Regions from separate parts of the Homo sapiens genome. Here region 1 is linked to region 2. Evidence: chromatin loops called from intact Hi-C (ENCODE). Cell type or tissue: GM12878. All regions are shown on one strand. Each heading gives the region's core, and the rest is flanking DNA. Links, peaks and the distances in the headings are about the cores only. Region 1 overlaps PROSER1 (proline and serine rich 1). Region 2 has its middle 77 kb from the start of STOML3.

The links. Peaks named below come from ENCODE experiments on the same cell type or tissue, not always from the same donor. Only the 100,000 strongest peaks of a DNase experiment are listed, where the experiment ranks them.
Region 1: it touches region 2 in a loop (2.9-fold over the local background); 5 of 110 quality-filtered maps call a loop at or near these places.

Annotation. Positions count from the first base shown.
Region 1 is chr13:39,007,794-39,024,040 of GRCh38, reverse strand. PROSER1 (proline and serine rich 1) reads left to right here. Exons shown (of 13, transcript NM_025138.5): 8 at 911-989; 9 at 1,629-1,715; 10 at 6,497-6,541; 11 at 9,565-11,350; 12 at 11,808-11,958; 13 at 12,554-14,176. The coding sequence ends at 12,676. Among named protein-coding and RNA genes, the nearest start is that of PROSER1, 22 kb to the left of the region's middle. RefSeq lists a silencer at 2,635-2,929. In GM12878, for the core only: a CTCF peak has its summit at 7,066 (motif pointing right); a DNase peak (open chromatin) is centred at 7,731; H3K27ac peaks cover 313 bases.
Region 2 is chr13:38,906,022-38,922,268 of GRCh38, reverse strand. It overlaps the pseudogene ANKRD26P2. Among named protein-coding and RNA genes, the nearest start is that of STOML3, 77 kb to the left of the region's middle. RefSeq lists an enhancer at 114-1,313. In GM12878, for the core only: a CTCF peak has its summit at 6,658 (motif pointing right); no DNase peak of the experiment used is centred there.

The DNA.
Region 1 (16,247 bases), core at 3,857-11,856, 100 kb before region 2:
GGAGTTGAAGTACTAGAGGCCTGCATACAACCACCTTGCAAAACCTGCCTGTCCACATGACAAGAACTCCAGTGGAGTTGTTTATGGCAGAATAGTAACAGATCATGGTTCTTGCACAAGACTTCAGATAGGGCCACAATTATGGGAGCTGGAAAGAATCTGGCTCCCTTACCACCAGTGGGTCCTTTCCCCTGCCTCACAGGCATGCACATGCTCTCTCTGTAGGTAAAAAGTACAGCATCTGGCTTAGCTTCAGATACTTCCAGTTTTCTAAAGACCAGTGCTTTGAATGCTTTTTGTTACTTAGGTAAGCTCCATCAACTGTAAAATAAGTATTGGTGGATTTATGGATTTCAAAAGGCAGAACAACTAACATACTGAATTCCTGATTCCAGTCTATGTTCTACTGGAGTTGTCAGAATGCCAAATGCTAACGCAAACAGTGCTTTTTTCTTCTAAAAGGAGGAAAGAGGGTGGGAATGAGAGGATGAATTCCTATCAGTTTAGGAGGATGTTGCCATTGGGAGTTCTTGCGTAATTTGAGATTGTAAAACCTAGAAGGTTTCTTGTCTTTGTTATGTAGGAGGAAACAGGAATTCTTGGTTTAACTTAGGCTGGGCCTGGGAGGAGTTTGCTGTTTACAATGAGATCTAACCCCTTATTGGAGATGATTTTAAAAATCTCTGGCCACCTCTATGGCCATCTTTGGCAAGATCTGCATTTGGAATTTAATAGCAACCACATTTATTAAAGCAAAGAAATTTCCCTCATTTGTTGTCCCATGTAGTCCAGTAGTATGATATGCGGGGACATTTTTAGCATATTAGGACTAAATATTTTGAAAGACAAGTTGCCAGGAGACAGCTTACTTGATTTTCTTCTAACTGCTGTATTTTCCCCCATGTTTTAGCCTCCTTCAACATATAATCCACATAAACCTGTTCCTTATCCGATACCTCCATGCCGACCACATGCAACTATTGCACCAAGTAAGGAGTTCCCTTATTTTTTACTTGTTTTTCTTTTTTGCTGTTTATTTATTAAATTGAAAGTAAATGCTGGTCTATGTGGTTGGCAAATCTGTAGCACTTATGAAATGCTACTGTGAGCTTAATTATGCCCATAGTTAGCTAGTAGTGTCCTGGCCTACAACACTGCAGCAGATAGTTTATTTAGGATATTTTCTTTATGATAAATTAATTAGATTATTTTTAGTCATTCATTATTTATGGGTTTTCACTTTGGTAAATCATCTTGAATTCCTTTTTTTGGTAGTTGGTAGTTCAGAGGCATCATTCATGCATTTAACTTCAAAAAGTCAAGTATATGCGTTTGGCAGAAAAGACAAATAATGTAAGTATAGCAGGTTCTGCCTGCCATGCCATTCACTGAACTTATCCCTGCAATGAGCATGCAGTGGGAAATAGGAATCTCTGGTTGTTTCATTTGGTGTCAGTTTTCACTTAACTCTAGACATAAACCTCCATATAAAATCAACTGTATTAAATAGGAGTTTTTATAATAAATTGAATAGCTGCATTAATATAGTTTGAACTCCTAGTCACAGAACAATACCAGTCACAGAACAGTCCTAAGGTATATTTTTTTCTATTGTGTTTTTATTTTAGGTGCTTATAACAATGCAGGTCTGGTACCATTAGCGAATGTCATAGCTCCACCTCCACCTCCATATACTCCTAATCCTGTAGGAACAGGTAAAATGTTATTTGGGGGTGTTTAAGTAACTTATTCATATACAAATGTACACTTGGAACGGACAGTTGTTTGGCATGACGTATTCTAACAGAGGGAACACAAGCTCAAGAGTCTGAAGGATCTGGAAGTGAATCCTTGGTAATGTGGGACAGTTTTCATAGTCTTGATGGACTTCACTTTCTCTATTTGTAATATAGGCTAACATTTTAATAGCATCTGTTCAGTAACATGTTTAATGAATATTAGGTGACCCTATCATGTGTTGTGTGCTGTGGATACAGAGGTGCACAAAGAGTCATGTTTGCAAAGAGTTTAGTCTAGTGAAAAAATACAGATGAGGAAAGAGAAGGCCATTTCAATATATTCTACATTATTGGTTCTCAATTGCACATTTTTTATAGTTTAATTTCTCTGAAATTAGAATGTGATTTATAGCAAGTGGCATCTTAGATTCAAAGAGATGCGTTGGAATGATCAGTGCTGTGATAGGGTTAGGGTGCTATGGAAACTCATAGGAGAGGCATCCAAATCAGCCCCACTAAATTAAACGTGAGCTGCTTGCATAATATACTGTTAAAGGTTGTTGACCCAATAATGAAGCTGCCATTTAATTGAATTAAGTTAAGGAAGAAACAGGTGAAAACAGACTGATAATCAAATATGAGGAATGACAAAGCAACAGTGAGGTGGTTTCTCTGTAGCCTGAAACTACCTGGAGCACTTTTAAAAAAATACCTTTAGTTCCCCACTTGTAGAGATTCTATTCAGTGTATTGTGATAGGGGGTGCCTGGTATTTTTATTTTTTTTAATGACCTACTGGTGGTTCTTTAAGCAACTTTGGGAAATGCTAGAATTTGTGCACAGAGAACCCAAGAGAGATCAAAGTATCAACTTTTTTTTCAAGGATCTTTATTAAGTGCCAGATTGAAGAGAGCTGGGGGACTTTCTGCCTCTAAACTTTTATTAAGAATCTTTGGACACTAGGGTAGGCACCTTTCTGACTCAGCAAAGGAACTGTCAGAAACTGAAATTGATGGATGACTGTGTATGGAGTTGACAGCGGGATAGCAAAGAATACTCTGCACAAAGGCAGTTTATCACATGCAGATTAGAAGAGTAATTACTTGGGGAGGGGGTGAATTGGGTATCCCGTGCCTGTCAGAGGTAGGGCAGGAGCTGGAATTCAGCCCACTGTAGCCTAAGTTCCACGGCCAGTTGGCATGATTGTCTCCCCATTTACTTTGCTAATGACATAAAAGACTCCATTCAAGTGGCCTTGGGTCACATATGTAAACACAGGCTAGTTATGGGAAAAAGAACTATTTCTCATGAGTGGTAAAACTTTGACGTGCTATGGAGAAGTATCATTGACTTAATGAATGCCACCATTTGAGTAAATTATGCCTACCATGGAGAGGAAGGGCTCATAAAAAAGCAGTGAGAAGGACTAAAACACCCCAACACTTGCCAGGCCAACCTTTTTCAGTGGGTCTTTTGGTAACATGGGATATGAACAATGAATGGTTTCCCATATGTTGTCAAACTATTCTCCAAAAACCCTATACCAGTTTAAACCTGTCCATAAGAGTATATGAGGCTACAGTTTCTTCACACCCTTTCAACATGGAAGATTTTCATTTTTTTAACTTTGCCAGTCTGGTAGACTAATTTAGCTTACATTTTTGTTTGTGTTTTTTAACAAAAAATTAATTTTTATTTATATCAGTTGTTGTTTGTTTTACTCATGAGTTTGATGTGTTCTTTATTAAAATTCCACTGTAGTTATTTTATTATTATATACTAATTTTACTACCAGATTTGTAGTGTGTTCTAATGTTTCATAAGGCAGGCTCCCCCTTATATATTTTTGTATTTTTATTATCGTTAGAAATCTTCCATCTGAACCTTAAGATCATTTTCTGCAACTTAAAACAACAGGGGTGTGTGTGTGTGTGTACAGAGAGAGAGCTATATAGTAATTTCAGAAGAACTGACATTTTTATGATAGTAAGTCTTACCATTCAGTTATGTGTATATATCTTTATATCACGTCAAGCTGGTAGTGTTTTCTTCCCCAGGGTTTATTTTATTCCTTTCAAGAAGATACTGTAGTTTTCTACATGCAGATTCTGTTCCTTAAATCTGTCTATAGAATTTAGAGATATTTTTGGTTGCAATTATAAATAGAATGTTTCATTTCTAGGTGCTTATTACTAATTACCCTCTCTAGTTTTTTTTTTTTTTTAAGTCTCTTGAGTTTTCTAGATAGATATAAAATAATATCAGCTGAGTTATAGTCTTACTATAAAATATTTCTTTATTTCCTAGGCCTTATTCAGTAATAATATTGTCCTGACTTTATTTTTATTTCATAAAAAATATTTTGCCTGTACCTTTATTTTAAACTTTTTTCCCCTATGATTTTATTTGGTAGATTGGCTTGGTTTGTAAATTGTGTATAGCTGAATTTTTATTTTTAAACCTGTTAGACTTTTAATAGGAATTTTTATTAATAATAAAAATTACACATTTGTTCTTAGTCCTTCCATTTTATTTTTATTTTCATTATTCTTCTATTCCAGTTTTGTTTTTCTTACCTTTTGCTAAATTGTATTGGTCAAATTGCCATTTTGTTTTTTTAACAACTGTTCTCTCCTTGACCCCACCCAAACTTAGAAATTTTCTCTAATATCGCCAATGATTACCTTCTTATTCTTAATGGTTGTCAGTATACAAAAACTTAAAACTATTCTATATATCATTTTACTTCCATATTCTCTCCCTTTTTTTTTTTTTTTTTTTTTTTTGAGACAGAGTTTTGCTCTTGTTGCCCAGGCTAAAGTGCAGTGGCGCAATGTCGGCTCACCACAACCTCCGCCTCCCAGGTTCAAGCAATTCTCCTGCCTCAGCCTCCCAAATAGCTGGGATTACAGGCATACCACCATGCCTGGCTAATTTTTCTTTTTTTTTTTTTTTGTATTTTTAGTAGAGACAGGGTTTCTCCACATTAGTCAGGCTGGTCTCGAACTCCTGACCTCAGGCGATCTGCCTACCTCGGCCTCCCAAAGTTCTGGGATTATAGGTGTGAGCCACTGCGCCCGACCTCTCCTTTTTAAAATCAATTTGTATGTTTTGTTGGGATACTAGACATTTTTGCTTCTGATATTTAATTTCTTTAAAATTGCCTTTGATCATGACTTGTTACTGTTTCTTCTGTTTGTTTGATTCTTTGTCTTGATGTGCCTGTTATAATTTTCTTTTGGTAGAAAATGACGTGTAAGAAATTACTTCAGAAAGGACACATGTATAGAGTTGTGGATGGGAAATTTAATTCCAGATAATTTTCTTTATTGGGAACTTGGTCTCTTTCTGTAAGCTTACAAAGAATTTTTTTTATCTTTGGATTTCAGAAATTTTACCAGTATGTTTAGGTGTGTATCTTGTCATTAATCTTTTCTGGCATTCTGTAAGTTCTTTTGATGTGAAAACTCAAGTCTTTAAAGCTTAGGAAAATTTTGTTTTCGTTATTCTTTTAATTGTTGCATTTTCCTCTGCTTTTTTTCCCCTCCTCCTGCTACTCTTATTTTACATTTTCTGTATTTGCTTTCTAAGCCTATTAACCCATTCATTTATGACATCTTTTCCATTAAAAATTTTTTTTTGGCATTCTAAGTGATATTTGTTTCTTGTTTCCAACCATAGTTTAACTTTTAGTCATTTTATTTCTAATCTTTATTATTCTTTCCATTTATTAATTTGGAATCAGATTTTTATATGTAAAAGTCTTCTCTGCTTATTTCCCAGTAGTGTGTGTGTGTGTGTGTGTGTGTGTGTGTGTGTGTGTGTGTGTCGGGTTTTAAAAGTCCTTTTTCTTTAATTAAATCTCCATTGTTCTGGTGGTTATTTTTTGTCACCTCAGTCAAGCTCGTGAATTCCTCAAACAAGCTGTGGTTTTTCTTTGCTCACTATACCAGGGCGTGGAGGTTTCCTTTACACTGTATGCCTGTCACAGTATTGGTTTCTTGGGCAGTTATTGTCAAGCCATAAGAGGTTAAATTTTTCTCCCTTTGTATCCTTGGCTGATGGGCTGTTTGGATAGATCCTTTCCCTTGAGGAGTGTGCTTTGGGTTGTCAGTCTCACAGGCTTCAAGTTAGCCTCAACTAGGCTAGTTCTCCATGGTAATTCCTAATATAGGGCCTTTCCCAAGCTGAGTACAGCAAATGGGCAGGACAGTTTCTTTCTGTTGGCTTGGACAATCCACAGTGAATGGCAGCGAATTCTACACTTATTCATCCAGCTGCCACCTCGCTTCTCAGTCTTCCCACTCCTGTAGGCACTGGTACTCAGAGGAGCTGTCTGTCAGGTCAGCCAATGATAGTGGTCCTCTCTGCACTACAGCTGCAGGGTACACTTTCTCCTGGATGGCACCCTCAGGCCAGCATCTTTCCAGAAAGTGTTCTTGAATATAGTATATATGTAAAATTAACAGTGTGTATTTAAAACTTGACAAGCTAAGGTAGAGATGCTAGGGGATAAAAGAGCACTCACTCAGTTTCTGGTAATCCTCTTGCTCTTCAGATAGAGTAGTAAAGTATTAGTAGTAATAATAGTAGAGTTACTACTATTTTTATTTATTTTCCCATATGTGTACATTTTTTTCCTAACATAGTCCATAAATATTTATATCCTGTGTTTTTCTTTTTATCCAAATATCTGTTTATTATGGTGGCAAATATTTGATTAAAGTTTAAAATGAACTTTTATTTATTTTTATATAGAGAATGAAGACCTTTCGAATCCGTCAAAACCTATACAGAATCAAAGTAAGTAGCAAATTTGATCCAGAGATAACGGATATCTGTCATGGTTTGCTCTGTTATTCACTGAGAATAATTTGAGTATATTTGGAATGGTTATGTTTTAGGAAAAGTTTCTGGTTAAAGAATATAATTCATACTTGTTAAAAGTGGTTTACTAGTGTTACATATTATATACATAACATGAAATGCACGTGTTAACTGAATTTAAAATTAATCTTAGGACTTTTATACAATTTGCAAAACTTGCAGTGTAATGTAAGTACTGCGTAGCTTTGCATTCACATTCACTTTACATTCTGTGATACTGGAAACCTCATTTGTTTTTTGATATAAACACATGGGATGATAAAAATCCTTTTTGACAAATGCTAGTCAGATTCTATTTTTAGAGTTCATTATTTCAATAAGTATTATTAAGCATATCTTAATGTAGGAAAGAACAAGGGGCACCAAAGCAGAAAATGGAATTGAAAAATGAAAATGAAGTGTGTCCTACATAGTGCCTCCAGATGGCAGCAGTGCTGCGACGTTGTATTTTTCCCCTAGGTGATGATCTGTGTGGTCAGGAAGGAGAGGCTTTCTTGTATGAGACAAAACTACATCAGTTCTTGTTTAGCAAAGTAGCACAATAGCCTGACCATTGTAGTACATAGTTAGGAGTCTCAGTGGGAGAATTCCATTCCCTGAGAACAGTGCCTAGCAGGTGCTTCTCAGCTGGTAGTTTCTAAAGGAGGTAGCATAGTGGGGTGTAAAGAACACTAAGTGAAATGTCAGGACATCCAGTTTCTTATCCTGCCTCTGGCATCACCTAGTTTTGTGACCTTGAACAGGTAATTTAACTCCAGTGAAAAGGAGATTGAGGAAATTTCAGCTTTTATGTTCATCTTTATTATTTTATGTTCAAATGTTTTTGAAGGGAGTAATCAGGTTAGTTGTTGTAAGTACCATTGGCAGGAATAGCATATTGTTTTCCTATGTTGTACGATGTTAGCATGATTAAGATTTTATTTTTTCCTTTTGGAACTGTATTAAGAAACAAATTAAGACAAACTAGTATAGCAGTTAAAGACATGAGTCTGAAAGACCCAGGCTCAAGTCTTGGCTCCACCATGTAGTAGCTGCATGATCTTTTATCCAGTTGCTTAGTCATAGCAAGCCTCAGATTGCCCATCTGTCAAATGAGGGTGTTAGTTTCTATCTCAGAGAGTTATTGTGAGGACAAGTGAAATGATGGGCCTAACTTAGCACAGGGCTTGACAGATCATGTTTTATGGTTAATAACCAAATTAGATGACTGGAAAGTGCTGTTTATTATGGTATGTGGTTGGGATTTTTTTTATTTTTGTTCGTTTCATTTTTACCTGCAAGTGCTATGATTAATAATGCATAGCTTTTGCTTTATTAAATAAAAAGATCCAACAGAGGCTGCTATAAATAATACTCTAGGATAGCTTGGTTTTACCTTCAGATTTGTCATTAGCTACATGGTCTTCAGCATATAGTTTAATAAATAAGATAGTGATTTCTCAAATGATACCCAACACCTATGGACTTAAATACCTTTTTGGTACATTATTTACAAACATAAGATTAGGTATATATTCCTTATCCTTTTAGTTCTTATAAAAGAAATTAAGTACAAAAAACGTACAAATCCATTTTTATAGGTACTGTAAGTTTAAAATGATAGCTAGTCTTATTGAAACCAAATCACTGCTTACAACATTAATACGGTCAAGACTTAAGGACTTTTGAGTTTCAGTTTATGTACTTAAATATGACTGTCAATTTTCCAATCATTTTTTTTTTCTAAAACAACTACAAAATTTGTTCAGCCCAATGTGACACCCCTTGGCCTTCACATAGTGCAAATGAATTATGTATGTGTTGTTTACCTCCATTTTCTTCCTATTGTCCCTTCCCATCTATGAGTAGCATAGTGTATTCGTTGACCGTGTCAGCTTGCTTATGTCAAAAGAATCTTAATTATACATAAATTGTAAAATGTGTTAGTCCATGAAAATATTTCTCAGTTGGTTATCACTGCAACAGGAACATTCTCTACAACTGAAACAGAATTTGATGTGAGTACAGTATCAGATGATAGTTGTGTTTATGACATTAGCTACCTAAGTCATGATATCCCTTGACACCAAGATTATCACAGGTGGGGATAGCCATTGAATACATTCAGAGGGGAGCCCACATCATCCCCCAAAATGCTTATTATTTGTAGAGTTTATCAGAATAAAAATAGCAAACTCTAGAAATAGTGTTGGGAATAGTCCTTGAGTGGGTTTGGGAACTGTAGTTTGAGGTAATTATGATATATCCAGCCCAGCAGACGCTCATTAACTATGCAGGTGCTGTGTTCTGTGCTAGGTACTAAGACTATAAAGATGAATTAGACACAGCTTTTGCCCCTAAAGGAGTTGCCAGGTAAGGGTTAGGGGTTAATGTAGTGTAGAGCGGTCAGTATGAGCAAATGTATGGGGGTGGGGCGGGGCAACTGTACAGATGAACAATCTGGAATATTAAATTCAACTCACAGAGTGGCAACAAACAATACTGGAGAGCTGGGCATGAATCCTGGAAAGCCTTGTATGGCCCTGCAAGGGAAGCCATGTTCTGAAAGCTCCTATGAGGGGGACTGACTGACTCTAGATAAGTAGATTGAAAGAATTAGAGGTAAAGTCAGTGCAGCAGCACTAATCACAATTAAAATAAATGCTTTAATTTTTAAAAAGCGGAAAAACATGAAAGGACACTTCGCAAGCTTCTCAAAACTTCCTGTGATTTGGAGGGCTATTTTGAGCAGAGTCTAGACGAAAACTGGATCTGACTGGCTCCAGAGTAAAGATCTGAGAAATGGAACCCAGCAATTTAGATATTACAAGAGCCTGTTATACTTGTCATTTTTTATTTGGTATTTGTTAAATATTACAAAAATGGTTATGCTTTTTAATTCAAAATTTGACGTTTCAGCATGATGATACATTCTTGCCTTTTTTCCCCCTTCCATATAGCATTTTCCACCCCAGCAAGTCAACTCTTTTCTCCTCATGGTTCTAATCCTTCAACACCTGCTGCAACTCCTGTTCCTACTGCATCCCCAGTCAAGGCAATTAATCATCCATCAGCATCAGCAGCTGCCACCGTTTCTGGAATGAACCTGCTGAATACTGTCCTTCCTGTGTTCCCAGGGCAGGTCTCCTCAGCCGTTCACACACCTCAGCCATCAATACCAAACCCAACAGTTATCAGAACCCCTTCATTGCCCACTGCACCTGTTACATCCATCCACAGTACAACCACCACTCCTGTTCCTTCCATTTTTTCTGGCCTAGTGTCACTGCCAGGTCCTTCTGCCACTCCTACCGCAGCCACTCCTACCCCAGGACCTACACCACGGTCCACTCTTGGTTCCAGTGAAGCATTTGCTTCTACTTCTGCACCTTTCACTAGCCTCCCCTTTTCCACCAGCTCTTCTGCTGCTTCTACCAGCAACCCAAATTCTGCTTCATTGTCATCAGTTTTTGCAGGGCTCCCTTTGCCCTTACCACCAACATCCCAAGGCCTATCCAACCCGACTCCTGTAATTGCTGGTGGCTCTACTCCCAGCGTTGCCGGTCCACTTGGTGTGAACAGTCCTCTTTTGTCTGCGTTAAAAGGTTTTCTGACATCCAATGACACCAATTTAATCAACTCCTCTGCTTTATCCTCTGCTGTCACAAGTGGGCTGGCTTCACTATCTTCTCTTACTCTTCAGAACTCTGACTCTTCTGCTTCAGCCCCTAACAAGTGCTATGCCCCATCAGCCATCCCTACCCCACAGAGGACTTCCACTCCAGGGTTGGCCCTGTTCCCAGGCCTGCCGTCTCCCGTGGCTAACTCAACTTCCACTCCCCTGACATTGCCTGTACAGTCTCCTTTAGCCACTGCTGCATCAGCTTCCACGTCAGTGCCAGTTAGCTGTGGCTCCTCAGCCTCCCTTTTGCGTGGCCCCCACCCAGGTACCTCAGATCTGCATATTTCATCTACCCCTGCTGCAACAACTCTTCCTGTTATGATCAAAACTGAGCCCACAAGTCCTACTCCCTCGGCCTTCAAAGGTCCATCTCATTCTGGGAATCCCTCTCATGGCACTTTAGGTTTGTCAGGGACATTGGGCCGTGCATATACTTCAACATCCGTGCCCATCAGTTTATCTGCTTGCCTTAATCCTGCATTGTCAGGTCTCTCCAGCTTGAGTACTCCTTTAAATGGTTCAAATCCTCTTTCCTCTATTTCCCTTCCACCACATGGTTCCTCCACTCCCATTGCACCAGTATTCACTGCTCTTCCTTCTTTTACTTCTTTGACCAACAATTTTCCTTTAACTGGCAACCCATCTCTTAATCCGTCAGTATCTCTCCCAGGGTCATTAATAGCCACCTCATCTACCGCTGCCACCTCCACATCTCTCCCTCATCCTAGCTCAACGGCAGCTGTTCTCTCAGGGCTTTCTGCTTCAGCACCAGTCTCAGCAGCACCTTTCCCCCTCAACCTGTCCACTGCTGTTCCCTCACTTTTCTCTGTTACTCAAGGACCTCTGTCATCTTCAAATCCCTCCTATCCAGGCTTTTCTGTCTCTAATACCCCAAGCGTTACCCCTGCTCTTCCCTCATTCCCGGGGCTGCAGGCGCCCTCTACAGTCGCAGCTGTCACACCACTACCTGTGGCTGCCACAGCCCCATCCCCAGCTCCAGTCCTCCCAGGATTCGCCTCAGCATTCAGTTCCAATTTCAACTCCGCTCTTGTTGCACAAGCCGGGTATGTGGATAGTTTGGAAATAGGATAAAATTATTCTTCACCTAACTTGTAGTTCACATTTCATTTCAAGTCATCAAAATGAATGTCAAAATCTAAATGATGTTTTTCTGGGTGAAAACTTTAGCACTCTGAAATGTTTTATGAACCATGTTAAGATAAATGTATAAAATATTAATGCCTGTTGATACAATGTTTGGATTTGTATTTGATAGTTTTATTTATAAGACAGCAGAAAGGATTATATGCAAAACAGACTTACTGAATTTCGAATAATATACTTCACAGTAGAAAGATTCATATCAGGGAATGGCTGATTTTTATGGTCCTTCCAACAGAGGAATAAATTCTAAGGTTTTTGTTTTGTTTTTAACATTTTAAGATTGTATTTGACAAATATGGAAACAGTAGCTTTTATGTCTTGTCTGCAGTTAACTTGTTTTTCTGTCAATTGTTTTAGTTTATCATCTGGACTTCAAGCTGCAGGCAGTTCTGTTTTTCCAGGCCTTTTGTCCCTCCCGGGTATCCCTGGGTTTCCTCAGAATCCTTCACAATCATCCTTGCAAGAATTACAGCATAATGCGGCTGCGCAGTCAGCATTGTTACAGCAGGTAAGCAGCAATGGCTGGCATAAATTACATGGTAACATGTATAACTAACTTCTGTAGTGATAACATTGCAGTATCATTTGCGATATCCCAACATTGGCAAAAAATGGCTCTTAGCAGAATGCATAGAGATTTGATGATGATTACTTCTCTCCAAATTTGCAAATTTTGCTTGTCTTCTTTCAGGAGAGTAACAGAGGTGGTAGGATATAGTTATCTGTATGAATTGTTTTTCCTTCCTGCTTATAGATTTCACTTGATAAAATTTAAGAATCTATTCATGACAGTTAAATGTTAACTTGTCTTCTGTAATTCAAGCTTAATGATTGACCGTTAAAGCACATTATCTGTAGAAAACCTATTGACTTTTGAGAGAATATTAAATATTTTAATGACAGTTCTATGCATCTCCTTCACCTGAAGAAATTTGAACATTTTCTTAAAAATTTTAAGTGACTGAGCAGACTTTATTGTGCCTCAGAGTTTTGTCTTGTCTTTCTTTCCTATTCTGAATATCTCTGTGTGGCATGGGTAGAAGCAAGCGCAGGCTTGAATGAACTTGGCACTCTGCTAAACCACACGCTCTTCTTTCCATCAGGTCCATTCAGCTTCGGCTCTGGAAAGCTATCCAGCTCAGCCTGATGGGTTTCCTAGTTATCCTTCAGCGCCAGGAACACCATTTTCTTTGCAACCAAGCCTGTCCCAGAGTGGGTGGCAGTGAATACTTTTAACTTTTATTCTCCTTCAGAGCAACATCAGAATTGCCTGAGAACTGCAATGAACAATCTGACAAATGTGAAGCTGGCCAAAAGTCGGAAAATGAGAATGAGGGTAATCCTGGAGAAATTGTGACAACAATTTGAAAATTGTGGTTGCATTTTAAAGTGTGAACACTCCCCTATGTAAATATGCTGACAATAAATTGTATGGAGAATGGTATTTAAAAAGTGTTTGGAGACTTTTCACCTGTCCTATAAAATTTTGAATTGTGTATGTGATCTACATAGAAAGAATATTAAAGAGTAGGTTGAACTCTTTATAGCCGAATACAGCCTTAAATATGCTTGTATAGCATCCACTGGCAGAAGTAATAGTTGTGCCTCAGACTTGGGGGTTGCATGTGGCCCTGGGGGAGTTACTACCCTTGGTATGCATGAGCGGTTCCTATTAGCATCAGTGGGAACTCAGTACTCTGTATGTATCCACAAAAGGGAACTTGAGACCCACAGTTATTCTTAATTTCTGATATTAACAACCGTACATACTGCTGAATTTAACTCAAAATATTTCAGGTAAGTGAAAGTGGTGCTTAATGTAGACTATAGAATGACTTTCAGGTGTTTTCAACTGAAAGTATATATCCAGAACTGCATCCTTATAGAAATACAAGTAAGACTTAGGATAATTTGCCTTCAAAACAGTTTTCCTAATCTCAGCAGTATCCAGTGAGTGAAGAACACTTGACTGACTCTTGGGCCACCTCTGTTACTTACTGTACTATGGAAGCTCCTGGTGAATGTTTACAATTATGGGATGTAGTATTTCTATTTGTACTTTAAGTCAAATGCTTATATGAAATATGTGACAACAAATAGAGAAGACTGGCTCTGTTAGTAATTATGCAGTATGTACTCTATTTAAGGATCTGTGGTAGTATAACATGAGTGAATGTCATTAATTTTGAAGTAATAACTGCCACATGTGGGAAGTAGGGGAGTAAGGAGAATGAATTCCAATCTGTGATTAAAAGTGTAAACTATAGACTCTACTGTAGTACATTTCAGGATCTAGAAGTTTTACTTTTATAAAGATGGTGTCCGGAAGATGTTGCTAATGTATTTTACTTCAACATAGGGAACAAACTTTTTAAGTATATTAATAAACCTGTATGGTTAGTTTTTAACAGTTTTTTAAAATAAACTATGGATATGACAAATATTCTGTGTTTTACTAAGTGCTTGGATAGGCTTTCTAATTTTGTATACGTGCTAGAGTTAATTATTGAACATTTTTATCCAAATTTAGTTGTAACTCTGTTTATACTACTGATTGCTCATTCGTTTAAATGATATTTTAATGTAAAAGTCATAACCAACATATGAACAGACAGATTTATGTCTTTAAACACAGAATGTAAGCTATAGTTTAATCTGATACCAGTTGCTGGAAGTTGCCATTTGTTTTTCTTAAATCTATACCCATAAAACTTCTTTTAAGATTATATTGTGTTTTTTATATATGTTGACCATTCATTCAGAAAATAATTATTGAATGAGTAGTCTTGATACAATGTGATGCCACAACAAGGTGTATTTCTGCTATCCTATGAGCCCCTTGAAAAGAGGAGCTATATCCTATTCATCTTATAGATCCCTGGCCTCACACATAATTGGCCATTCAAAGGTATATATAAAAGTGAATGTTTTTAGAATCCTTGCACTAATTCGTAGAGGCTAGTTTTATGTATATGTTTCCCAACTATATGGGATAAGTAACCTAATTCACTAAAGAATCCAAGATGTAAGTCACATAAAAAGTGGTAAATCTGAATCAAGCATCTACTATGAATACTTCTACTACCAAGTGCTAAGAAAACACGAGAAGTGAGGGGAGTATCTTACTACCTGAGAGAGTCTAGAAAGATTTATCAGTGACATTAAAGTCTTAAAGAATGAGTAAGAATTACATGATTTATAAAGGCACAAAGTATGACAATAGCATAGCAATATAATATATGTGGATGGAGCATGGTAGTTTGAGGATGAAAAGCAAGAGAGGTACCTGATCATGAAAGACCTTTAAAACATGCCAAAGACCTGGGGATTTGTTCTGTGGTTAGTTTGGAAACGTATTGGAGTGCTTTAGAAAAATCACTTAGGTGGCAGCATGGAGGTTGGATTAGAGGTTACTGGAGAAACCCAAAAATGAAGATTATGAAGATTGTGTTCCTCTCTGTCCCCTTTATGTGAAGGCCAGTAGTGTGTTTAAGGTTTGCAAAAGCTGTTAGTTAATTCATATAATTGATGAACTTTAAGCCTCACCATTTGATTTGCCAGATTAGTTTCTATATTTATAAAATATAGTTGGTGTCAGAATTGTAGAAAAGAACTCCAAATTTAATGAGGACTTCAAATTTTTGTTGTTTTTAGAGGTGACACAACATATTGGCAAACAGTATCTAATTTGGTCAGTTACAAGGCTAAATATTGAACATTAGCAAGTAAGTTGGGAAGGGTAATCCAAATTGTCCCTGATAAAAACTCCAGCCAAATTAAATTTAAAGGAGTTTAAGTGAGCAATGAATGATTCGCAAATTGGGCAGCCCCCAGAATCACAGCAGATTCACAGAGACTCAAGTGCAGCCACGTGGTGGAAGAAGATTTATAGACCAAAAAAAAAGGAAACGATGTACAGAAATCGGCAGTGAGATAAACAGCTGGATTGCTTGCAGGTTGGTGCCTTATTTGAACACAATTCGAACACTTAGCAGTGGTTGAAGTATGGCCGCTGAGATTGGCCAAGATTCAGTTCCTGTTACAGGCACATACTCCTAAACTAGGTTTTCAATTTTGTCTGACAAGCTAGATTACAGTTCATTCAGAAGGACTCAAATACAGAAGTACGGAGTCCTTCTCAGGCCATATTTAGTTTTAACATCCCCAAGATCCTTTTATTCAGATGAGGCATTAGGATAGTAAGTTTTTAAGTATCTCTGACAAAATTTTATGGTAAGAGCTAAAAGTCAATGGTGTTTATCACTCCTAATTTGTAGAAAGGGTAATCGGAATAAACAAAAATATCCAAAAGACAAGAAGAAAGGCACAGACACGTGTAAGAAATAAGCACACGGTGAGACGTTAATTAGGCTTTCCTGTACGGTAAGTCTTCATTTGGATCATCAGTAGGTTTTTGGAAACTGCGACTAAGAGAAACAGAATAATCAAACCAATTTTACCATAGGCTAATTGACGTAAGCAAAATTAAGTTCCTGTGGAATGTTTCTGGCCACAAAAACTACACTAAATAAAGACCCAGAACACTTCTAATTAAACATTGAAATAAATGTGACCTAAACATACATTTAAGAAAGTAATAAAAACTAGATAATTACCCAATTTTTCGTCAGTGACTAGTGGTGGTCATGGTGGTGGGCTAAGTCATGGAATGTGCGTACATATCCTTTACAAAGAAAATTGTCAGGAACACCTCCTACCACCGCGGAGTTCAAAAACAATCAGAAACATGGCAGGCTCGCTGAGCGCTTAGGCACCACATCATTTATTGTCATGCAT
Region 2 (16,247 bases), core at 3,035-11,034:
ATTTTTAGCATGTCTCAGTTACTTGGAAATAGCAAAATGATGCATAGAGACCAACTCCCTGAGCTTTAATTCACTTAGGAAAAGGGGAATCCACTGGAATTGTGAAGGACACCCCAGATCTCAGGGAGAAGAATGCAGGCAAACCGCCCCCGCGATGGTATCCAGCTGATAAAAGTGAGCGAAGCTCCAGTACCTGAGAGAGGCAAAGAGCTTCTGTCTGTGACTCGTCTTTCCACTGGGGATCTGAGCAACCCAGGCCAAGGGAGAGCATTTTGTTTCTCCCAAACTCTGCAGCTAACTTGAGGGGAGGCTTGGAGATGCTGGGAGGGAAACACAAGGAAAACTGCAGATATTTTCCCAGATCCAGGACCAAGAGCAGGACACCATTTTTAATCTGGGTGAGTACAGGGTCAGACATTCTTTGGGAACCTGGCAGTATGGCTGTTCAGGCATTTTCGTCTGGGCCAGAGATTCTCATGCTTGCTCTGGAGAAGGGTAGGGGTTTCCACACTGGGGTAATTGTGGAAAGCACCTCAGTAGTAGGCACTGGAATTGTATTTTCCTCCATCACAGGTCTGGGATAGGAAGAGAGCCGCCTGGTGATATGCCTGGGTTTGGGATGAAGAGGGTTCTGCAGTTTCTCCTGTTCAATGAGACTTGCAGCCAGGGCCAGCTTGGTGACCTGGAACTGGTCTGCATGTGCCATTGCTGGGTGCCCCAACCTGTTCCTCTGAGATGTTGTACAGTGGGTCCCTCTTTGCTCCACCCCCCAGGCTGAACTCTAGGCATTTGGAGCACCCACTTTCCTGGAGCAATAGCCTAAGCCACCCCATCCTTTTTGTGCAGAGATCCTGGTGCGAGAGGAGTCCTCCCTGGTTCAAGCCCAGGCAAATCTCTCCAGGCATTCAGAGAATCCATTCACCTGGTTCAGCAGCCTGAATTGTCACACCTTTCCTGTACAGAGATTGTGGTACAGCAAGGCCCTCTCTACTTCATGCCCAGGCATATCTCCAGGCAGTCAGAGCACCTGCTTGCCAGGACCAGTAAGCTGAGCCATCCCACCCTTCCTTTGCAGAGATTGTTGTGGAGCATGTGTTTTGTGTGCTAACACAAAAACACACAAGTTACATAGCTCACAGACCGCATAAAATAACCATGCAATAGAAATGACAAAGCAACCAGCTATCAGCTTCGCCATAGGATCAAAACCTCAGAAACCAATATTAACCTTTAATGTCAACAGTATAAATGCCCTCACTTAAAAGGTACAGAGTAGCAAACTGGATGAAAAAAAATCAAGACCCGTCTGTTTGTTGCCTTCAAGAGACCCATCTCACATATAATGACACCTATAGGCTTGAAGTAAAGGGTTGGTGAAAGAGCTATTATGCAAACAGAACACCAAAAAGGCAGGGGTTGTGATTCTTTGGTAAAGCAGACTTTAAACCAACAACAGTAAGAAAGGACAAAGAAGGGCATTACATAATGATAAAGGGTTTAATTCAACAAGAAGACTTAACTATTCGAAATATATATGCACCCAACACTGGAGCACCCACATTCATAAAATGAGAACTTCTAGACCTACAAAAAGACTTGTACAACCACACAATAAATAGTGGAGAACTTCAACACCCCACTAACAGAGAGTATTAGATCATCGAGGCAGGAAACCAACAAAGAAATTCTGGACCAAAATTGGATACCTGATAAACTGAACATAATAGACATCTACAGAATACTCAATTCATCAACTACAGAATATATATTTTTTGTTTCTGCACACAAAACATTCTCTAAGATCAAACACATGTTTGCTCGTAAAGCAAGTCTCAAGAAATTAGAAAAAATCCATATCATACCAACCACACTCTCAGACCACAATGGAATAAAAATAGAAATTAGTACCAGGATGAGCTCTCAAAACTACACAATTATATGAAAATGAAAAAACTTGCTCCCGAATGACTTTTGGGTAAACAATAAAATTAAGTAGAAATAAAAAACATTATATGAAGTAAATTATAACAAAGATACAACATACCAAAATCACTGGGATGCAGGAAAAGGAGTATTAAGAGGAAAGTCTGCAGCACTAAACACCTACATCAAAAAGTTAGAAAGATCTCAAATTAACAATATAACATCACACTTAGAGGAACTAGGAAAATAAGAACAAACTAACCCCAAAGCTAGCAGAAGAAAAGAAAGAAATAAAATTAGAGCAGAACTGAATGCAAATGGAGACCCAAAAATCCATACAAATAATTAATGAAACCAAAAGTTGGGTCTTTGAAAGGATACAAAATCAATAGACAACCAGCTAGATGAGCAAAGATAAAAGAAGATCCAAATCAGCACAATCAGAAATGACAAAGATGACATTACAACCAATCCCACAGGAATACAAAAGATCCTCAGAAACTATTATGAAGACCTCTGTGCACACGAACTAAAATATCTAGAGGGAATGGGTAAATTCCTGGAAACCTACAACCTCCCAAGATTGAATCAGGAAGAAATTGAAACCCTGAACAGACCAATATTGAGTTCCAAAATTGAATCAGCAATAGAAAACCTTAAAAAGCCCCCATGAAAACAGCCTCAAACCTGATGGATTCACAGCTGAATTCTACCAGTTGTACAAAGAAGAGCCGGTGCCAATTCTGCTGAACCTAATCCAAAAAAATCAAGGAGGTGGGACTCCTCCCTAACTCATTCTATAAAGACAGTGTCAACATGATACCAAAACCTGGCAAAGACATAGCGAGAAAAGAAAACTACAGGTCAATATCTCTGGTGAACATAGATGCAAAAGTCCTCAACCAAATACTACTGAATCCAGCAGCACATCAAAAAGTTATTTCACTGTGATTAAGTAGACTTTATTCCTGAGATGCAAGGTTGGCTCAACAAATGCAAATCAATAAATGTGATTCACCATATAAACAGAATTAAAACCATAAACCACATGATTATATCCATAGATGTGGACAAAGCTTTTGATAAAATCAAGCATCCCTTCATGATAAAAATCCTCAACAATCTAGACATCAAAGGAACAAACCTCAAACTAATAAGAGCAATCTATGACAAATTTATTTGCCAACATCATGCTGAATGGGCAAAAGCTGGAAGCATTCCTTTTAGAGTAATACAAGGATGTCCTCTCTCACCACTCCTATTCTACATAGTACTATAAGTCCAAGTTGGAGCAATCAGGCAAGAGAAAGAAATAAAATGCATCCAAATAGGAAAAGAGGAAGTCAAACTCTCTCTCTTTACTGATGATATGATTCTATACCTAGAGAACCCTAAAGACTCTGCCAAAAGGCTCCCAGAACTGGCAAATAATTTCAATTTCAGCAGAGTTTCAGGATACAAAATCAATGCACAAAAATTAGTAGCATTGATATATACCAGTAACATTCAAACTCAGAGCCAAATCAAGAATGCAATCTCACTTACAATAGCCATAAAAAAGTACTTAGGAATACATCTAAGTAAGGAAGTGAAGAATCTCTACTAAGAGAACTACAAAACACTGCTGAAAGAAATCAGAGATGACACAAATAAATGGAAAAGCATTCCATGCTCATGGATTGGAAGAATCACTATTGTTAAAATGGCCACACTGCCCAAAGCAATTTACAGATGCAATACTATTCCTATCAAACTACCAATGCCATTTTTCACAGAATTAGAAAAAACTATTCTAATCCTCATATGGAACCAAGAAAGAGCCCAAATAGCCCAAGAAGTTCTAAGCAAAAAGAACAAAGCTTAAGGCATCACACGACCTGACTTTATACTAAACTTTATGCTATATACTGTCAGGCTACAGTAACCAAAACAACATGGAACTGGCACAAAAATAGACACATAGACCAATGGAACAAAACAGAGACTCCAGAAAGAAATCTGCACACCTATACCCATCTGATCTACAAAAAATTAGACAAAAATAAACAATGGGGAAAGGACTTCCTATTCAATAAATGGTGCTGGGATAACCGGCTAGCCGTATGCAGAAGATTGAAACTGGACCCTCCCTACCTTTTACCATATACAAAAGTTAACTCAAGGCCAGGCGCGGTGGCTCACATCTGTAATCCCAGCACTTTGAGAGGCCGAGGCGGGCGGATCACGAGGTCAGGAGTTTGAGACCAGCTTGGCCAACATGGTGAAACCCCATCTCTACTAAAAAAAATACAAAAATTAACCAGGTGTGGTGGCAAGCACCTGTAATCCCAGCTACTCAGGAGGCTGAGACAGGAGAATTTCTTGAAACCAGAAGGCGGAGGTTGCAGTGAGCTGAGATCATGCCACACTGCACTCTAGCATGGGCGAAAGAGCGAAACTCCATCTCAAAAAAAAAAACAAAATTAACTCAGGATGGATTAAGGATTTAAATGTAACACTTCAAACTATAAGAGTCTTAGGAGAAAACCTAGGAAATACCATTCTGTATATTGGCCTTGGGAAAGAATTTGGAGTTCTCAAAAGCACTTGCAACAGAAACAAAAATTGACAAGTGGAACCCAATTAAACTGGAGCTTCTGCACAGCAAAGAAACTATCAACAATGTAAACAGATGACCTACAGAATGAGAGAAAATATTTGCAAACTATGCATCTGAAAAAGGTCTAATATCCAGAATCTATAAGGAGCCTAAACAATTCAACAAGCAAAAGACAAAATGACCCCATTAAAAAGTGGGCACAGACACTTCTCAAGAAAGACATAGAAGTGGCCAACAAACATACGAAAAAAAAAAAATACTCAACCTCACTAATCATCAGAGAAATGCAAATCAAAACCACGATGAGATACCATCTCACACCAGCCAGAATGGCTATCACTAAAAATAAAAAAAAAGGGCCGGGCGTGGTGACTCACACCTGTTATCCCAGCACTTTGGGAGGCCCAGGCGGGCAGATCACGAGATCAGGAGATCGAGACCATGCTGGCTAACACGGTGAAACCCCGTCTGTACTAAAAATACAAAAAGTTAGCTGGGCGTGGTGGCACACACCTGTACTCCCAGCTACTCGGGAGGCTGAGGCAGGAGAATCACTGGAACCTAGGAGGCGGAGGTTGCAGTGAGCCAAGATCACGCCGCTGCACTCCTTCCTGGGCGACAGAGCAGAGCGAGCTTCCGTCTCAACAACAACAACAACAACAACAAAACAAAAATAAAAAATGACAGATGCTGGCAAGGCTGCAGAGAAAAGGGAATGCTTATACACTGCTGGTGGGAATATAAATTAGTTCAGATACCATGGAAAGCCGTTTGGAGATTTCTCAAAAAACTTAGAACCACCGTTCAACCCGGCAATTCCAATGCTGGGTATATATACAAAAGAAAATAAATCATTCTTCCAGAAAGACCTATGCACTCGTATGTTCATCACAGCACTTTTCACAATAGCAAAGACATGGAATAAACCTAGGTGCCCATCCACGGTCGACTGAATAAAGAAAATGTGGTACATATACACTATGGCCATGAACAAGAATGAGATCATATTCTTTGCAGCAACATGGATGCAGCTGGATGCCATTATCTTAAGCGAATTAACATAAAATTAACAGAAAACTAAATACTGCATGTTCTTACTTATAAGTGGAGCTAAACATTGGGTACTCATGGCTGTAAATGTGGCAACAATAAATGATGGGACTATTAAATGGGAGAGGGAAAGAGGGAGTCAGTGTGTGGAAAACTAACTCTTGAGTGCTTTGCTCAGTACCTGGGTGATGGAATCAATCACATTCCAAACCTCAGCATCAAGCAATATAGCCATGTAACAAACCTGCACATGTACCCCCTGAATCTAAAATACAAGTTGAAATTATTAAAAAATGTTTTCTTCCAATATATAAACATGTACTCTCTCTCCATTTATTTAAATATTCTTTGTTGCCTTTCATACGTGTTTTGTAGTTTTTTCACATATATATCCTGTACATACTTTGTTAGATGTATAATTGTATTTCATTATTTTTGATGCTGTTGTAAATTGTATTTTTTAAAATTTCAAATTCTAATTGCTCTTTACTGATATATATGAAAGAAATGGACTTTTGCATATTAACCTTGTATTTTGAGACCTTGCCAAACTCACTTATTAGTTCCAGAAGTTTGTATTGTTCTTGTTGTTGATAGGATTTTCTAGTTGTTCAATAATGTAATCTGTGAGTAAAGAAAGTTTTATTTTTCAAAAGTCAAGTACGGCCGGGTCCGGTGGCTCACGCCTGTAATCCTACTACTTTGGGAGGCCGAGGCGGGCGGATTGCCTGAGCTCAGGAGTTCGAGACCAGTCTGGGCAACACGGCGAAACCCCGTCTCTACTAAAAATACAAAAAAATTAGCCATGGCGGCGTGCTCCTGCAGTCCCAGTTACTCTGGAGGCTGAGGCAGGAGAATCGCTTGAACCCGGGAGGCGGAGGTTGCAATGAGCCGAGATCGCGCCACTGCACTCCAGCCTGGCCGACAAAGCCAGACTCCGTCTCCAAAAAAACAAAAACAAAAACAAAAAAAAAAAAGAAAAGAAAAGAAAAGTACTATTACTCTTGGCACATTCTGGCACTGGGTGAATTAACTTTCTTTGTTTGTGATCTTTGTATTATCACTAGAGGGCGCCATGAGACAAACTATCCTGTATGGTTTTTTCATTACATAAGGGCATCCCTGTGAAATAGGTAATGATTAACATAAGGGTGAAGGGAATTATAATTCACAAACTAGTTAAAAATAACACCTTGCTCAGCCTGAAGGGGATGAGTGCAAGACAGAGGGCAGGCCCCACCTCTGATGCCGTGGTTGCAATGCTAGGAGCTAATTGCCTTTAAAGTTGGCTTGAGTTCTTTTTGATCACCAACTCAGCTCTCTCGTTTTCCCCTAGAATTGTTGCTCTGAATTATTCCTCAGTGCCAAATGCTTAATTTTTCCCAGGTAATGAGTGAATTGTACAAGGGTGGTGAAAGAACATGCTTGAAAATGTCTTTGAGGGCTAATTTTTAAAATCTCTAAATTGGTTTCCTAAACACAATTAGTTTTGGCTTTTAAAAAAAGTTTTAGTTTATTAATTGTATAAATTTAAGAAGCACAACATGATATATTGACATATTTATACATAGTGAAATGATTATTACAGTTAAGCAAATTCATCATCTCACATACTCTTTAAATACAAGTATTTCTGAATGGCATCCTCAAGAATCTTATAAGCAGAGCCATCCCAGAAGACAGTGAGTGCTACCTGTTAAGGCTCAGGCAAGAGAAAAACGTAGGCAAGGTGATGGGACCGGGAGAAAAGATTGAGGGATTTATTGAGTCAAGACCAGCTCCGTATCAGTCACTTTTCAGAGTTTTGAAATGCATCTACAAGAGTGCCTGTGAAACACTCTTAAAACAGGCAATTCTAATTCAGTATGGTATGGCATTGAATAGAGATGTACGAGATGCATGGAGTAAGGGGAATTGGGGAGTAATCTACATGGCTTCTGGAGGAACCTCTGAGTCATGGCCCTGGAAGTGTTAGAGGTAGGTCCTGAGAGTATGTGAGCATTTGCCTTGGAAGGTGCCTAGCCCACCATCACTGACTGGGGAAAGCATGGCTAAAGTACCCAGGCATGGAGGGATGTATTTGGAGCACTGAAAGCCATTGGTATGGCTAGAATTTAGGGCAATAAAACTAAGAGAGAGAAAATGGCCAAAATCCCGGTCAAGGTGGCATGTCCATGACTCTTCTGAGGAAACCCAAACAAGGGAGAAAGGGGGTGGTTAGCAGAGGTCCCTGATATCCCCTCCTTTTTCAGAATATCTAATGATGATTCCACCTTTCAATTGAACACCCGTAAAATCAGAAACCCCAAATTCTGTTGTGCATGACTCATTGTCACGGACACATCTGTCCTCTTCTCCTGTGTGTACTTTCACTTTGCAATAAAAGCTTCTTGAGCCTTTGTCCCTGAATTCTTCGTAGTGATGGTGTCAAGAATCTGGACGCCAGGTGGGGCTGCGGTCTCACAGGTATCTGGAGACCCTCCTGAGCCCTCTGGCAACATGATTTCCTGGCTTTGTTCTATTTAATTTAGTTTAATTTAATTTTTTTTGAGATAGAGTTTCACTCTTGTTGCCCAGGCTGGAGTGCAATGGTGCGATCTCAGCTCACTGCAACATCCACCTCCTGGGTTCAAGTGATTCTCCTGCCCCAGCCTCCCGAATAGCTGGGATTACAGGCATATGCCACCACCACACCTGGCTAATTTTGTATTTTCAGTAGAGGTGGGGTTTCTCCATGTTGGTCAAGCTGGTCTCGAACTCCTGACCTCAGGTGATTCACCTGCCTTGGCCTCCCAGTGTGCTGGGATTAGAGGCATGAGCCACTGCGCCTGGCCTATTTACTTTTTTTTTAAATAAAAAAGTATAAACAAAGTTGCGGTTGTGCTTTCCTTATTAATGTTGGACTTCAAGCTACCTCCACCAACTGAAACATAATCTCAAGCTGAATAAACAGGCCATGGAGAAAGCAGGAGCGTTTTTATTTAAAATATTTAAGTATTTCACTCCATACAGAACTAACGGAACTTTTGATTTAGTATTATGCATAACATAAAAATTAGCAGTTTATTAAGCTTTTCTATTTCCTCTGGCAATATTTATTTTCTGCTAGGCTATTATTCTACACACTTCAAAAGCCATTAATGGCACCCTTTTCTAACCAAACAGGACAATGATTAATGTCACCAAGACATTTTTCTCTCCTTTTCCTTTCCATAATCTGTGCCAGGTACTGTATTAAGTCACTCAGTAAAAATTCCAGGGATAAAAGTTCTGAATTTCTATTCATAGAAATGTGAGGAAAATGTGTGATTTAATGGGAAAGCAAGAATAAAATAAAAGGGAATTTTAAAAAGTCATTTAGGCCGGGTGTGGTGGCTCACGCCTGTAATCCCAGCACTTTAGGAGGCCGAGGAGGATGGATCAACTGAGGTCAGGAGTTTGAGACCAGCTTGGCCAACGTGGACAAACCCCGTCCCTGCTAAAAATACAAAAATTAGCTGGTCGCAGTGGCGAGCACCTGTAATCCTAGCTACTCGGGAGGCTGAGGCAGGAGAATTGCTTGAACCCAGGAGGCAGAGGTTGCAGTGAGCCGAGATTGCACCATTGCCCTCTAGCCTGGGCAACAAGAACAAAACTCTGTCTCAGAAAAAAAAAAAAAAGTTATTTAATAGTTTTCATTTCCCCCTTGTGAATATGGGTAAAACCACCGCAGCCTCCCAACAGCCAGGACAACACTGGAGTCATTAACACTCAAGATCATTTTCCAGTGTTTTCGGGTGCCCCTCTCAGAGCATCTCCCGTGTTCTGAGTCTGTTTCTTTACCCTCTGAGCTTTTATATCTGATCTGGTGTTTCTTACCCAAAGGCAGTTGCCCTCAGCAACTGGTAAAGTGTTCAAGGGTCAGTGAAAGGCTAAAAAAAATGTATGTAGGAGGAGGCCATCCCAAGGTTGGGCAACTACTTCTACCAAAAGAGAAAAAAAGTCCTCTACTTAAATTTGTTATACAAAAAATATTCTTTATCTAGAGAGTTATTTCTTTAGCATAAAAACAAGCAAGCTGATGAGAAAGGTACTTCATTTTTATCTAGTAAAATTTATGTACTATGAATGTATTTGTGAATGGGGTATAAAGAAATTAATACAATCTATTACAGATAGGAAGTATAAGAAGAACTTTTGGGGGAAAGATAACAATGTTACTTTAAGAGTTTTTTAATTCAAGTCACGTAAAAATGTACATTTTACATAGTGTTCATTAATGATAAAGTAAATTTCTTTCAATAAAGCCTTCTCCCTTTATCTGATATTGAGTTATCACTTTTATAAAATTTTTCTCATAATTCTATTGTCATGTCACTAGTTTTATAAGGCCTGTCTATAATGTTATGATCACAGAAAGATTATGGAAAACTATCTCTTAAAATATTGCAAAAGCTATTGGTCAAAAAACTTGTAAAGGCATTGTATATCATATTGTCATTGTCACCAAAAATATTATGTTTAGTAAAGAATTTTAGAACCTTTTCTGGGCATTTAGTGAGAGAACACCTTTTGCACAAAAGATTTAAATAAAAACATTCTAGATGGGAACACTTGCAATATAGTTTGAAGTATCCCCACACAATTTCATAATTAAGTAGAGAACTACAGTTAATTAGATGTTTCAAAAAATGCTACTACTTTTTGAAAAGCATAAAAGTTACAATTAAAAGGCTGTATATTGTTTTCTTTGTTTCTAATTCTAGAAGGTCATGAAACAAAGAAACCAAGTTTGTAAACTGGTTTTAATCTATATTCTTTTTTCAAGTAAATTTTAAAAATCTTTGTTTCCCATATGGAAAGGAAGATTTTTTATTCATATGTAAAAAAATTAGTTGCAATGCAGATAGAATAATATTTCTACTTAATATTTTGCCAGTAGAATTTTCACATATTATGTGACAGTACCACTTTCTTCAGGTACATATTTAAAATTCTGTCCCGAAAAGTTAATAACATGGAATGTATTTAAAATTTTAATTTTCCAAAAGAGGAAAATGGAAAGTGTATTTTAAGGAGAATTCTACCAAAGTGAAAAAACTGATTGAACTCTTATAAAGGTCAGAGTTTTGCTAAGAATTAGAAAATAATGCGTTTGTTGCAAAATATGACTTGAATTGTGTAACCTTTGTAACTAGTAAAAGAAAACGTTGCCCTTCTGAAAGATGTATATTCCATAGACTAATATTAATTGCACTTTTTATTAGACTAATGTCAAGAGCATTACACATATATATTCTCTTTTATCTAAACTTAAAATAAGTAGGATTTTTATTTTGTTTATGTAGTTAATTTTTCTATTTACGCAATCCTCAAGTTAGGTCTTGTCTCTAAAAGTATGAAAGATCATATTTTATAAGTGATCTATCATTTTCATGATAATTTCTCTGTTTAACTTAAACATTATGAATATTTGGCTTATTTCAGATGCAGCAAGAGTTGATAGAAAATATAACTAGAGAAGTAGAAGAACGTATGTTGCCAAAATTAATTAATTAAATTTAGATTAATTAATTGATTCCTGAAATAAACTATAAATAGCAAGTGGCTTTCCTCTCCACTGTTTGTATTACAGTAAGTTTTTTTTCCTATATACATTTCATAAAAGACAGAAACACATAAATACTCATAATGGAGAATATACTTATGCTTCATTAATTCATCATGTTCCATAGCTTTAAAAAAATCTCAAGGAACCTAACTATCTCTTTTGTTCTGGCTCTAAACCGTCTTCATTTCTGCCATCCCTAGGGAACTGTCAGCTAGCACACTGAAACTGCACTCAAGAAACAAAGTCATCATCAGCTTCTCAAAGACATGGTAGTAATTTAAGTCCAAAAGACCAGAGTCATCTAGTAATACTTAGCCAAACAATTAGAGTTCAAAAACAGTTACTTGACAGGTGATGTTTAAAATCTCCAATTATTTATTTTGTGATTGGTTTACTTTTGCACTCAGGAAATGCTCTAAGTTGCTTGGAATGCAATAAAAACACCTACATCAGTTTGGTTCTTGTCAAGTTATTCAGCCTTGTCTCTTGCCACATACCCTACTCTACCCCTTTGCTCTAGCATTCAGCCAAACTGGACTATATAGAATTCCACAGTGCTCTTTCTAATCTCTTTGCATTTGCTTCTTCCCTCTATGTGCCACATCTTTTCCTTGTCCTTCAGATATCAACCTACATATTGCCTCCACCAAAAAGCCTGCAATATTGACACAAAACTGGGATAGGTGTCCCTTCTGTGTGTTCCAATAGTGTCCTGTTTTATACCTGTCATGGTATCTATGATTCTGTAAAGAAATTGCCTGTTTGTTTTTTCAGGTTGTATCATACGATTTTTGAGAAGTGAACTGTTCATCTTCATCTTGTAACTCCACTGCTTATTGTCACATGGTTGCTGAATACAGGAATGAAGAGTGAAAAAACCAAAAGCTCTGATACTTAACCACAATGACAGTTCAATGCACAACTATGGGCAGATTATATTTAATATTAAACAGTAATTTTGTATCATGGTCATACGTACATATTTTTCCTTCTTATTAAAACAGATAAAGTTCTCAACTCTCTTTTACTGACTTACACTTAGTTAACTATGAAATATTTTAGGTAAGGAGCATCATTCTTTCATTTTCTTTCCAGGTGCTGCTGAATTTGAATCTGAGTCTTCTATGTAGAATCTACTGATGAGTTACATCTAAATCAAGATCTAGTTTGAAAAGCATCGTGAGAATATGTGCCGATTTTAAGAAAAATTATATAATCCATTCAGACCCACCATGGATTGCATTTAGTTCTTGTGTCTCTTAGACTCTGTCTGGAGCAGCTCCTGTTTTCCCTTGACCTTATAACCTTGAATCTTTCAAAGAGTAAAGTCCAGTAATGTAGAATGTTCGTCAATTGGGTGTTTCTGGTGTTTCATTGTGATTAAATTTACATCATACTTTTTTAAAAATTCAGCTTTAGTTCCAGGGAGTACATGTGTAGCTTTGTTACATGGGTATATTGTGTCAGGCTGAGGTATGGGGAACAAAGAGATTTTACATCTTTGGTCAAGTATATCCTGTACAGAAGTGATCCTGTAATTGTCTCATTGCATCTTATCATGTGACCTACAATTTTGATTTGTCCTGTTACTTAGTATCCTGTGGGGAGGTAATTTGAGACTATGTAAATATCTCTCTTCCTCCTAAAACCCTCAATTTATTCATTTACTTGTATCAATATGGATCCATGTTTTATTTTCTTCAATGGTTTATAATTTGTTAATTTTAAGAAAGCATAGTTTTCTTTTCAGAAATGTTCTACTTTGACAATGTCAGACTTTTTAATACAGTGTCATGACTTCTCCACTTCTTGGGAGCACTTCCAGCATCAATGGTGGCACTTTGTATGGGTTCCATGGTGTTATTTAAGTTTCACAGTATTGCATTAAAAACAATGAAAAAGGCCAAGCGTGGTGGCTCACGCCTGTAACCCCAGCACTTTTGGAGGCTGAGGCGGGCAGATCACTTGAGGTCAGGAGTTCGAGACCCACCTGGCCAACATGGTGAAACCCCGTCTCTACTAAAAATACAAAAAATTAGCCAGGTGTGGTGGTGGGTGCCTGTAATCCCCACTACTGGGGAGGCTGAAGCAAGAGAATCACTTGAACCCGGGAGGTAGAGGTTGCAGTTAGCAGAGATCATGCCGTTGCACCCCAGCTTAGTTAACAAGAGCAAAACTCTGTCTCAAAAACAAAACAAAACAAAACAAAATGAAAAATATGCAAGAGCCGTAAGTCATCACTTTTTACTGTGAAATACAATTTCCTGGATAGATGAACTGCTTCTGCAGAGATGATTAGCATCACAAGGCATTTTAAGGGAATACCTGCAACACTTCAGCTCACTGCAGAAGCAACAGGTGGCTATGAAATCATTCCAGTAGTACAGTGTGTATTATAGTTAATTTTATGCAGTTATGATTTAATGCTGCCTCTTTATATTTGTTTACATTTCTCTCAGCTGTGAATGGTGCCATGTGCTGTATGTGCATAAATTTTGATAAATTTTAACTTTTTATAATAGATTGCATATATTTTATGGTAGTAATGATAAAATAGATGAGTATCTACCTATATTTTTTGTGCATTCATGACATACCTTTTTCTTAATTTATTTCTAGGCCATGCAGATTCATCTATAAGCTGTTTCAAATGGTCACAAATCTCCAAAAAAATTTCAGTCTATTTATTGAAATAAAAAGCTGCTTATAAGTAGACCCATACAGTTCAAACCGTGTTGTTCAAGGGTCAACTATATTTGTAATTCCCTTTTCTGACACAGCTTGACTCCCTTCATCCTTAGTACAGAGTAAGTCCTCACTTAACATGATCAATAGGTCTTCTTGGGAACTGACTGACTTTAAGTGAAGATGTGAAACAAAATTAATTTTACCATAGGCTAATTGATATAAGCAAGAGATCTGTGCCTATGACATATTTCTGGCCACAAAAACATCACCAAATGTAAATAAAGACCAAAACCACTTGTAATATTGAACATTAAAATAAATGTTAGCTTCACATACATATAAGGAAGAAAGAGTAATAAGATATTATTTACCCATTGTTTGGTGAATCAGCGAATGATGGCAGTTGTAGTGGTGGTGGGTGAAATCAAGAAATGAATGTTGGCAAAGTGCAATTTGTAAGGATCACCTCCTACCTCCATACAGTTAAAACCAATCACAAATATGGCAGGCTCATGGAGCACTTTTGTACGACATCATTGTGTATTGCAGCATTTGTATGATTATCATAAACTTTACAAATTTTTATTTTACAGTAATTTGCATTCATGTATTTGTTCCTTGTCCAACATGCTTATCCAGTTCAGGGTGGCAGATGACTGGAACCTATCCAGCAGCTCAGGGGCCCAAGTGGGAACCGGCTCTGGACACGCTATTGCATGGCACACTCACACACACCCAGATTCACTCAGACTGGGACCATTTAGACACATCGGTTAACCTAATGTGCCCAGATTTGGGATGTGGGAGGAAACCAGAGAACCTGGAGAAAAACTCACGCAGACTTGGGGAAACCATGTAAACTCCATACACACAGTGGCTTTGGCTATGATTTCTTTTTCTCGTCAATGTTATAACAAAACGGCATTATTCCAGGACTTGCTGTATTTAGTTATTTGTTTAACCCCGAGTGTGTAACCAATCTTTTGTGTCCCTGCTCCCATGCAGATGCACTCTTCACTCCCACTTGGGACTCTTCTACCTTTCATTGGTTGCCTCTGCCATTTTTCCTCCCAAGTGGATGCCATCTTCACCTGATCCTTCCTCAGACACCCTGTGCCAGGCTGCCCTCTTATGCAGATGACCCATCCTCACCTCCCTTAGGTGCTGAAGACACATGCTCCATCTGTGTGTGGGTGCCTCCTGATATTGTTCAGTCTTTCATACCTCATTTCTTTTGCCCACCTTACAACAATGATCTCAATTGACCTCCAGCACTGTGCAGGGTGACATGGCGCCACTAGAGCCCTTCTCATTTCATTCAGGCCCCAATCCTTCACTCTGGATCAACACAACTCCCTGTTTTGTCCCCACCCTTGTGAGCTGAAATGTTCAGGAAGAGAAAGGAGGAAAAAACTTCATATACTTTTTATAATCAAAATGTAAAGCTTTACAAAGCAAGGATTTTGATTGGAATTGAATTGAATACATAATTTAGAGAGAAAAGACTATATTGAATTTCCCCAAACTATTAATATTTTAGTAGTCTATCTTATTAACTCTCAACGTTTAAAAAATTTCTTATAGAGGTCTTGCATATGTATTTTAGATCCCTAAATATTTGATACATTTGATCCTATTACAAATTTTATCTTTAATTTATTTTCTGTTTGTTTCTTGCTTATAGAAATAAAATTGATATTTTGTATATTGATCTTGAATAGTTTAGCTATATTGCTACACTTAGTTATATTTTTTCTTATTTGAATATTTTAGCTATAGATTCTTTTGGATTTTCTATATACACAGACATATTATCTGTAAATAGTAAGTCTTGTATCCTTTCTAATTCCTAGAGCTTTTGTTTCTTTTTTTCTACTGTAAGAATACTGTTAAATAAATATAGAGATGGTAGGCACTCATATCTTGTTGAAATGGCAATGGGAAAATAATATTTTTCAGTAAGTATGGAGATGGTGGCCTTTTGTTTTCATGGTAGATATCATTTATTACTGTGTTCATTTTCTTTTGTTGCATAACAGATTGCCACAAACATAGCATCTTTAAACAACAAACATTTATTATCTCACAGCTTTGGTAGGTCAGGAGTCCAGGCAGGTTTTCACTTGATCTTTTCCTCAGAATCTTACAAGGTTGTAACCAAGGTGTCAGCTGGGCTGCATTTTCATTTGGAGGCTTGACTGCAGGAGAATCTGCTTCCAAGTTTATTCAGTTTGTTGACAAAATGTATTTCCTTGTGATGGAATGACTGAGGTCCTCAGCCATCTGCTAATCCTTGGCTGACTATCCTAAAGTCCTAGAGGTTGCCTAAAGTTCCTAGAAGCTGGTTACAGTTCTTGGCCATGTGGAATTCCTCAACAATTCCTCATCAAGCCAGCA